Linked DNA regions of Homo sapiens: all the other regions are linked to region 2. A link is a loop called in an ENCODE intact Hi-C map of the cell type or tissue named here. Cell type or tissue: OCI-LY7. All regions are shown on one strand.

Region 1 (2,500 bases), 72 kb after region 2:
TCACCTCTGCCACCCTCAGCCTGGCACTGTTGTGCCAGAGCCTCTGCTGCCTCTCTCTTCCTACCCATCTGCAGACCAGCAGAATATTCTCCCCCTCTCATCACCAACCAGGAGTTTGGTGTGGTTTCTTGGGAAGAGAAAGAAAAGACAAGAACGTTAGAGGGACAGTACCACTTGTCCCCGCCAGCACATGGGATATTGCAACTCTGGGGCTCTATCTGGGGCCCAGCGGAGCTTGCCCCTGGTCTTGTCTCCCTTGAGGCAGGGGAGGCAGTGGGAGGAATGGAGAAGGTTTCCACCTGGGGGAGGGGAAAGCATTGAGCTGTGAGGGTGGTGGCTCCCACAGCACTGTGGGGAAGCTCAGGCCCCAGGGAACAGGACGAGGCCGTGCCTCTCTCCAGTGCCTCCAGGTGAGTCTCCTGTCCCACCAGAGAAATAGCCAGGACCAGGGCAGAACAAATGGCAAGTTCTCTGCAAAAAGTGCGGCTCTGGCCCTACCATCATGCCCACCCCACTCCACTCCGCCCCACCCAGCATCTAAAACACTGTGTAGTGCCTCCACCAAGGACCCCGGAACAGCCCACGCCACGCCAGTGAGGGAGGAAGGAAGTCCGGCTCTGCAAGGTCAGCGGCCCCTAAGGCTGCACCTCGCAGTGTGTACAAGGATGTTAATGACAGTAACCACCTCCATGGGTTACTGCGAGTCAAATAACGGGTATGAAGTGTCGGGACTGATGCTTGGCTATGCTACAGCAGCTAAGAGCCCTCAGAAGGCACTTTCTGTTAATGAAGGATAATCATCACACCAAATGTTACAGTCTGCAGTGGAACTCAGGGGAAAAGGCTCTCTTTAGGATAAAATTACAAAACAATATACTTATACCTCTTGGATTTCTTAATGAATGTTTGGATATTCAAGAGCAAGAGAGCAAGGGCATGTGTGAGTTAAAAGCAAAACAAACAACAACAAAACCCTGAAAAACGTTTCCTGGGGCTCTATATGGCCACACGGGCTGCTTCCTGTGCTTGGTGGGGCCATGTCCTGGAGTGAAGTGGCCTCCTCGGCCAGGTGGCCTGGACTCAGAGCCACTGGGGCTTTCCTAAAGGTGGCTGCAGTGCCCTCTGCTGGAGACCCAGAGAAACAAGGCCGCGCTTACCTGGACACGGCCAGAGCAGTCACTGCGGGGCTGGTTTTGCTGGGCTTCCCTGTCAAAGCAATGCTAACGTCCAGCTCTCGACTCAAGGCCAGGTTCTTCTCCCACTTGTGGCCTGTGTGGAGCATGTGAGAGAAGAGTTAGAACGCCAGATCGGCTTCGCACATACAGTGTGCATCTGCACACGGGGCCGCAAACACATACGCACATATTTATATTTGTGGTCAGCAACTTGTTAAATTGAGGGGGAAATATATTTAATCTTGGCCTGTGCTGTTGCAAAAAGGGCCGTCCCAATTTAATTTGCAGGCGGTGATAGTTACATGTGCTGACGTGCCTCGGTATCCATTGTGTACCAAATTGGATTTGTGTATTATTGCTTTCTAAATTGCATGCCTAGTTCAGCAAAATTGTTCATCAGTGTTTACTGGCTTTATGCTTAATAAGATGCCCCACAATACCTTGCTGCCAGGGTGTAATGCAGCCAGTAATTGCCTAGTAAAAATAAATTACATAAAGTCGGCATTATCAACTTATCTTAATCCTCTCACGCCACAACCAGTAATTAAATGCTGAGAATGTTTTTTTCAAAAAATATAACTCAATGATTGTTACTTCACTCATTTTAATGACTGCATTTGGGGACAGACAGTAATTCCTTCAATGTGAAGGGTGAGATGGAGAGACGCCAGCTGGGTACGTCCCTGCGAGGCCACTTCCTTGGACTCAGGGCAGGAGAGATGATACAGCCCCTGCTGTCCTGAGGTGACCACCCATGTGTGCAGACAGGCCATGTGCCAGGAAATGCATGAGGGGTCCAGGTGGGAGAAACCACCTCAAAGCACACCAGGCATTTGTACATTGTGTACAAGTCTAAACAACAAGCTTCTCCCAAGCACTTTTTATGTACCAGATTGAGTCCAAATCTTTGAGGCGATTCCTGAAATAAATTGTACTCAGCTGGGTTGGGCCTTGCTGCAAATGGCAAATAAATGAATTCCAAGCAGAAATTGGATTACATCTGCCCACAAATGCAGTATGCTTAATATCTTCAAAGATCTCCTTTCTTGCCCCTTAAGACATTTGAGGGGTATAGTAATATACACGCCAAGAGGACACACATGCAAATATCCACGTGCCATGCCCAATACAGGTCCCTTTCCAACAAAGCAGTTTTGAGCAATGTAAGAACAACATGCCTTTTTATTAGAGACCTCCAGCAGTTTAGGCTTGTAAATCTGCACATATTTTAGATTTGTTAACTCTAAACTGCAGGCCAGTGTGATTATTTGAATATGTCCATGTCATCCTGTCATTTCATGTTAATCTTCCCTTGAACTGTAATC
Region 2 (2,500 bases):
CTTCTCTTCAGGGAGATGGTTTAAACTGGGAGTAGCCACTGTGGCTCTGGCTCTATTGACCTTGTTCCTGTTCCAGTGTTCTTGTTATCTGTTATCTGGGCTGGGTCCTGGGTCCTTGCTTCAGGGCCAGAGGAAGCAGGCCAACATGGATCAAGTCCCATGTCCCCTTCTCAGCTGGTGACTTTTGAGAAGGACCTGATCTCTCTGAGGCCCCATTTTTGCAACAAGGAGGGCCAGAGGTCACGGATACCAAGCTCTTTCCACAGTGCCTTGCATAGGATGGACACAAACATAGCTGTTACTGTTGTTAACTTTAGTTTCTGAAAAATATGGTTGCTCAGAATTTGTTCAATACCTTGCAAAATCTAGGTTGGCTGCTTTGCCTGGTGTTCTGGAGTGGCTGCCCATCGCTCAGGAATGCAGCCTCTCTCATGACCTGCCTGGTCTGTCCTGCAGCGGTGCTTTCCAGCACTGCTCTATTAGTGGGAGGGCAGCTGTCAAGGGGATGTCATGCTGTAATATCCTGGGCAGGAAGACTTTCTGATCAATGTCTAAGTTGAAACTTGCAGCCCTACTCACTGGGCTGAAACAAGGGCACCATGAAATACCCAAGTGGCAACATCATCCTCCCTGGGTAGTACCATGAAACGTCTACACTGCACCTGTACCCTGGAGACTAGGGTCAGTTGCTATTTAGCTGTTTCACACCCCATCTAATTTAGGCTATGCTCTCTCATCTGACCCTCATAACTTTGCAAGAGAGATAGCCAACATACACCTCCCCTTTTACAGATTGGTGGGTGGAAGCCCGGGGAAGTAAGTGACTTGCCCAGGGTCACCTCTCTGGTCAAAGTAGAATCAGCTTTAGTGGCCTTTTGACCCCTGTTCAGCACCTGTTCACTCAATCCAGCCGCTGTGTGTCATGGAGCAAAACTGCCAAGCCTTTGTGGGACAGAAGCTCCTTCTGGCAGGTGGCCAGGCCGGAACCTGGTACATCTTACAGCAAGGCCTCTGCACGTGCGACATCCTGCCTGCCCTTGTTGGAGGCAGAAAAATAGCCTTGCTCCACAATGAGCTCCCACAAATAGCACTTCTCTCTAATCAAACAGCTCTCTAATTTAGAGGGAGTTTCCGGGCGGGCCTGTTTTCTGTCTTTCTTGGTTTGACTCACTCCAACAAGGCTTGCTCTGTTGTGTCAGAGACAAAATATAGCCCTGTTCCAACCTGAGATGTCGAATAACTTTTCTTGTAAGTTAATCATAAGGTGGACTTTCCTTGCCAAATATTCCGACCAGTCCTGCTGGCTCAAGGGGAGAAACAAGATTCTGAGAGAGTGTCTATCCTATGTCAATGTGGTGATTCATTGTCTAAATGAGATCAAATTGTCGAAATATGAATTAAAATTAAATTTAGTGCAGTTTTACTGTTTTGAAGGAAAATTATGATGACAAAGCAGGTGTTCTCCACCTTAAGGAAATCCCTGAACATAATGTTATAAGTGCACAAAAATGATGTTCCAGAAACTTCCATTTTATATTAAACAGTTAAAAAAAATCCAAAAAGAGAATAGGAAGTGGAAATATTATTTGATTCTACACCGTGCAAGGTGCAGTTGGGGAGACTACCCAAGTTTTGAGGCAAAAGAAGAAAGGAAAATGTCAAAAGATTTTAGCAAAAACAAATTAAAAAACTGCATGGAACAAAAAGCCAGAATTCAAAGGGAATTGGGAAAAATATTTTTCAATAAATATGTCCAAATGGTGTAAAAGTTGCTTGCAAACCTGTAAGAAAAGCTCAAGATCCTAAATCAAGAGCAGAAATCAAGAAAATCCTAAATCAAGATCCAAAAAAAAAAAAAATCCTAAATCAAGAGAAGGAGCTATCCTTCCATCATAAATGAGAAAACTCCTTAGACAAACATGGGAAGTGTCCATTATCACTAGAAATCAGAGAAATGCAAATCAAAAAGGAATCAGCTTTTTCTTCATTAAATGAGTCATTTTAAAAAAATTGACAAGTGGTGTTAAGGAGGGTGACGTAGGTATTCTCATTTGTTGAGTGGCATAGCTGTGGTGTAGTACTAACTTGTCAAAAATCATTTTGACAGTAAGTATTAAATAGCCTTGAAAATGGTCCTTTTCCATGACCTGGTAATTCCAGCTTTAGAAATTCAACCCCAAAATGAAAGTCTAAGAATAAAAAACCATTATGCACAAATACATTTTTAGCAGTGTCATTTCTATATTAAACTGAGAAAGAAATGAGATCTTTAGATGTTAGGGAAATGGCTAAGTAAACATCGGCTTATTTCCTCACTGGAATAGTATGAGAATATAAATATGAAAAATTTAGATTAAGTAAATTAAGAATACAAAATTATAATATAATATGATTTAAAAAACACTATATATGAACAAGGAAGGGTTGAAAATTTGTATCTACACACAAAAAAACTGCACATGGATGTTTATAGCAGCTTTTTTCATAATTGCTAAAAATT
Region 3 (2,500 bases), 110 kb before region 2:
TATGATCCGTGAAGATAAGCAGAAGGGGCTGGTCTGGGCCGGGAGAGGAGGAGGCTTCCGAGATGCTGGCGTGTGCATCGCCCGAGGGGCTTAATAGGCCATGGGAGTTTGCTTATCCTTGAGTTTGCTTATCCTTGTGTATCCCCACAAATAAGGGGAGGAAACAGCCTCTTCATCACATAGCAGCCAGGCCCCGGGTCTCTCGAGGGCAACCGTGAGTGAGAGGACCAAGGAGAGGGAGGTGAAAGCTCTAGGGAATGCTCTGCACCTCTTGTCACACGACCCCCTTCCTAATGCCCGGCTTTCTCTGTTTAGACACCATCCCGCTAAAGAAGAGAGCCCCAAGGTAAGGTCACTGCCCACACAGTCAGGGAGAGGTATCGTGTTCTCTCCTGTCTTGACCGTGCCACTCCCTTGCCTGTCATCCCCAGCCTTCTCTGCACTCTGGCATGCTTTCTAGGTGACTAGAATGCACCTCGTGGTCCCCTCCTTACACTCTCTCCTCCTCTGGACCAGTGGGCAGGTGTCACAAGAGTGAGGGCCACAGGCTACAGCCGTCAAAGGGAGTAGGGCTCGCCTCTGCATAGCCTGGATTAGATCCTGTTCCACCCCCACTCAGACCCCTTCAGTGCATACCCCTGACTTTCAGAATGAGGCCTCCAGCCCCTGTCACTTGGGAGGTCACACGTGGTTTGTCCCAGGTTTCTGGGCTTCCCTGCTGGCATCAAGGTACCCTGCTCTTCTGCACAGAGCCCACGTCCTCAGGGACGGTCCTGCCTTGGGACCTTTGCACTTGCTGTTTTCTGTAATTGGAATGCTCTTTGCCAGAAAGCTGCAAGCCTCGACCCTCTTTTCCTTCAAATCCCTGCTTCAGTGTCACCACTGCATCATGGAGGGCCTATTTAAGGTACAATCCCCTCTCGACTCCAGCCACCATTCTCTTCTCTTTGCTTGGCTTTAGTTTTCTTTATAATTCTTTGCACTAGTTGATGCTATACGATATATTGATTTGTCTATTTTGCATGGGTTTTTTTCTAAAATGTAAGCTCCGGGCGGGTAGGGTCTTCCTTTTCACTTCTGTAGCACAGCACTTAGCACAGTGCCAGGGACAAAGTGGATACTTGCATATGTGTTGAATGAATGAATAAATAACTGAACATGAGGCCATGGGCTAGGTGCTGGGGGTCAAGGAGAGAGAAGTAGGACAATCTCCCCCAGTCTACAGGGGAGACAGGCAGGTCCCAGGTGGTGGCTGCACAGTGGGGGTGGGGGTCCCGGGAGGTCTATGGCAGGCTAAGCATGTGTTGCCTTGTGTCTTGGGGGTGCAGAGGGCTGCATAGCCACTAGGAGGTGCAGGGGAGCCTCAGGCTACGTGCGGAAGGACTAAGAGAAGCTCATGAATGCAGAGGGAACCCTAGTATATGTAGGCATCATGGGTAAAACCTGCCGCTGACAAACATGCAGTGTGGCAGAAGCAAGTGTTTCATGTGACGATATGGAAGGAAGCGCTGGAGAGATAGGTAGTTTCTATGCATGTACAGTCAGAGGGGCTTGTGTTAAGCAAAGGAGTCTGAAATCTGTCCTGAAACTTCTGGTCACCTACAGATGGGTTCTAAGCAGGGGAGAGAGAGAATATTTTTTGTTATATGGTGGCATGGAGGAGGGCCCAGCTGCAGCCAGGAAGATGTGCTGGAAGCCCGGACAGAGACTCAGGCCTGGTGCAAAGCCCTGCTGGAGTAAGTCCAGGTGGAGGCAATGGAAAAAATGAAAGATGGGAACAAAGTTAAGGAGGAGCTGGCCCAGGGACCTGGGATGAGGGACTGAGACAGCCACTGGAGGAGAGAAAAGAATCTAGAACAGCTCAGAGTTTTCTCTGAGCAGGTGCCCTTTGGGAAGTTGGTGGGGGAGCAGCTTTGGGCAGTGAGCTGGGTGAGATGATATTTTTTTGAACATGGTGAGCCGAAAGTTTCTGGACACTTCCATGTAGAGGAGATGTCTAGTAAGTGGCTGGCATTTAGGACAGAGGTCTGGGTTGACACAGGGTTAGTGGCTTTTAGAAAGTACCCAGAGCCCAGTCTCACCCTCCAGTTCTTCCATGGGACCAGGGACTGGGTAACTTCCAAGTAGTGTCTATTGAAGGAGCGGATGGATTAATGGCTGCATGAGGGATGAACGCATGGTGCATTGTGGCTGCGGGTCATGACTCATCAGCCCTCATGGAGTCATGCGCTTGGGATGAGCTGGACATGGATTTTCTTGAGAAGTTCACTTTTTTTGAGGATTTCTCCTCCTACAGATATTCTAGTTTTCAGCAGTGGTTTCTGATTGTGAAGCATTAAAGCACATTTCATCAACTCTGTCTCCCAGCACCCCATCTCTCCTTCTGTTTCTGACTCTCACTCTCCTTCTCTCTGTCCCCTCCCATGTCATCCCCCCACCCCAAGTTTGTGTCAGTCCACTGGGTCCTGGGCTGGAGAAGACAGGATATATAACTTATCAT

Evidence for each region. A loop is a pair of places that touch in the nucleus more often than their neighbours do. Peaks named below come from ENCODE experiments on the same cell type or tissue, not always from the same donor. Only the 100,000 strongest peaks of a DNase experiment are listed, where the experiment ranks them.
Region 1: a loop joins it to region 2, with 4 times the contacts of the local background. A loop is called at or near these places in 3 of 110 quality-filtered maps.
Region 3: it touches region 2 in a loop (7-fold over the local background); 2 of 110 quality-filtered maps call a loop at or near these places.

Annotation. Positions count from the first base shown.
Region 1 is chr10:48,980,136-48,982,635 of GRCh38, reverse strand. WDFY4 (WDFY family member 4) reads right to left here. Exons shown (of 62, transcript NM_001394531.1): 61 at 1,158-1,269; 62 at 1-127. The coding sequence ends at 61. All of the region lies in intron 1 of LOC105378298 (a long non-coding RNA gene), which reads left to right. Among named protein-coding and RNA genes, the nearest start is that of MIR4294, 4.2 kb to the left of the region's middle. In OCI-LY7, CTCF peaks have their summits at 919 and 1,132 (motif pointing left); a DNase peak (open chromatin) is centred at 1,105.
Region 2 is chr10:49,051,793-49,054,292 of GRCh38, reverse strand. All of the region lies in intron 5 of VSTM4 (V-set and transmembrane domain containing 4), which reads left to right. Among named protein-coding and RNA genes, the nearest start is that of VSTM4, 62 kb to the left of the region's middle. RefSeq lists enhancers at 656-765, 776-875. In OCI-LY7, no CTCF peak of the experiment used is centred here; DNase peaks (open chromatin) are centred at 652 and 1,002; H3K4me3 peaks cover 2,115 bases; H3K27ac peaks cover 2,301 bases.
Region 3 is chr10:49,163,612-49,166,111 of GRCh38, reverse strand. TMEM273 (transmembrane protein 273) reads left to right here. Exons shown (of 7, transcript NM_001288740.3): 4 at 316-346; 5 at 829-907. Among named protein-coding and RNA genes, the nearest start is that of TMEM273, 24 kb to the left of the region's middle. In OCI-LY7, CTCF peaks have their summits at 1,115 and 1,334 (motif pointing right); a DNase peak (open chromatin) is centred at 1,381.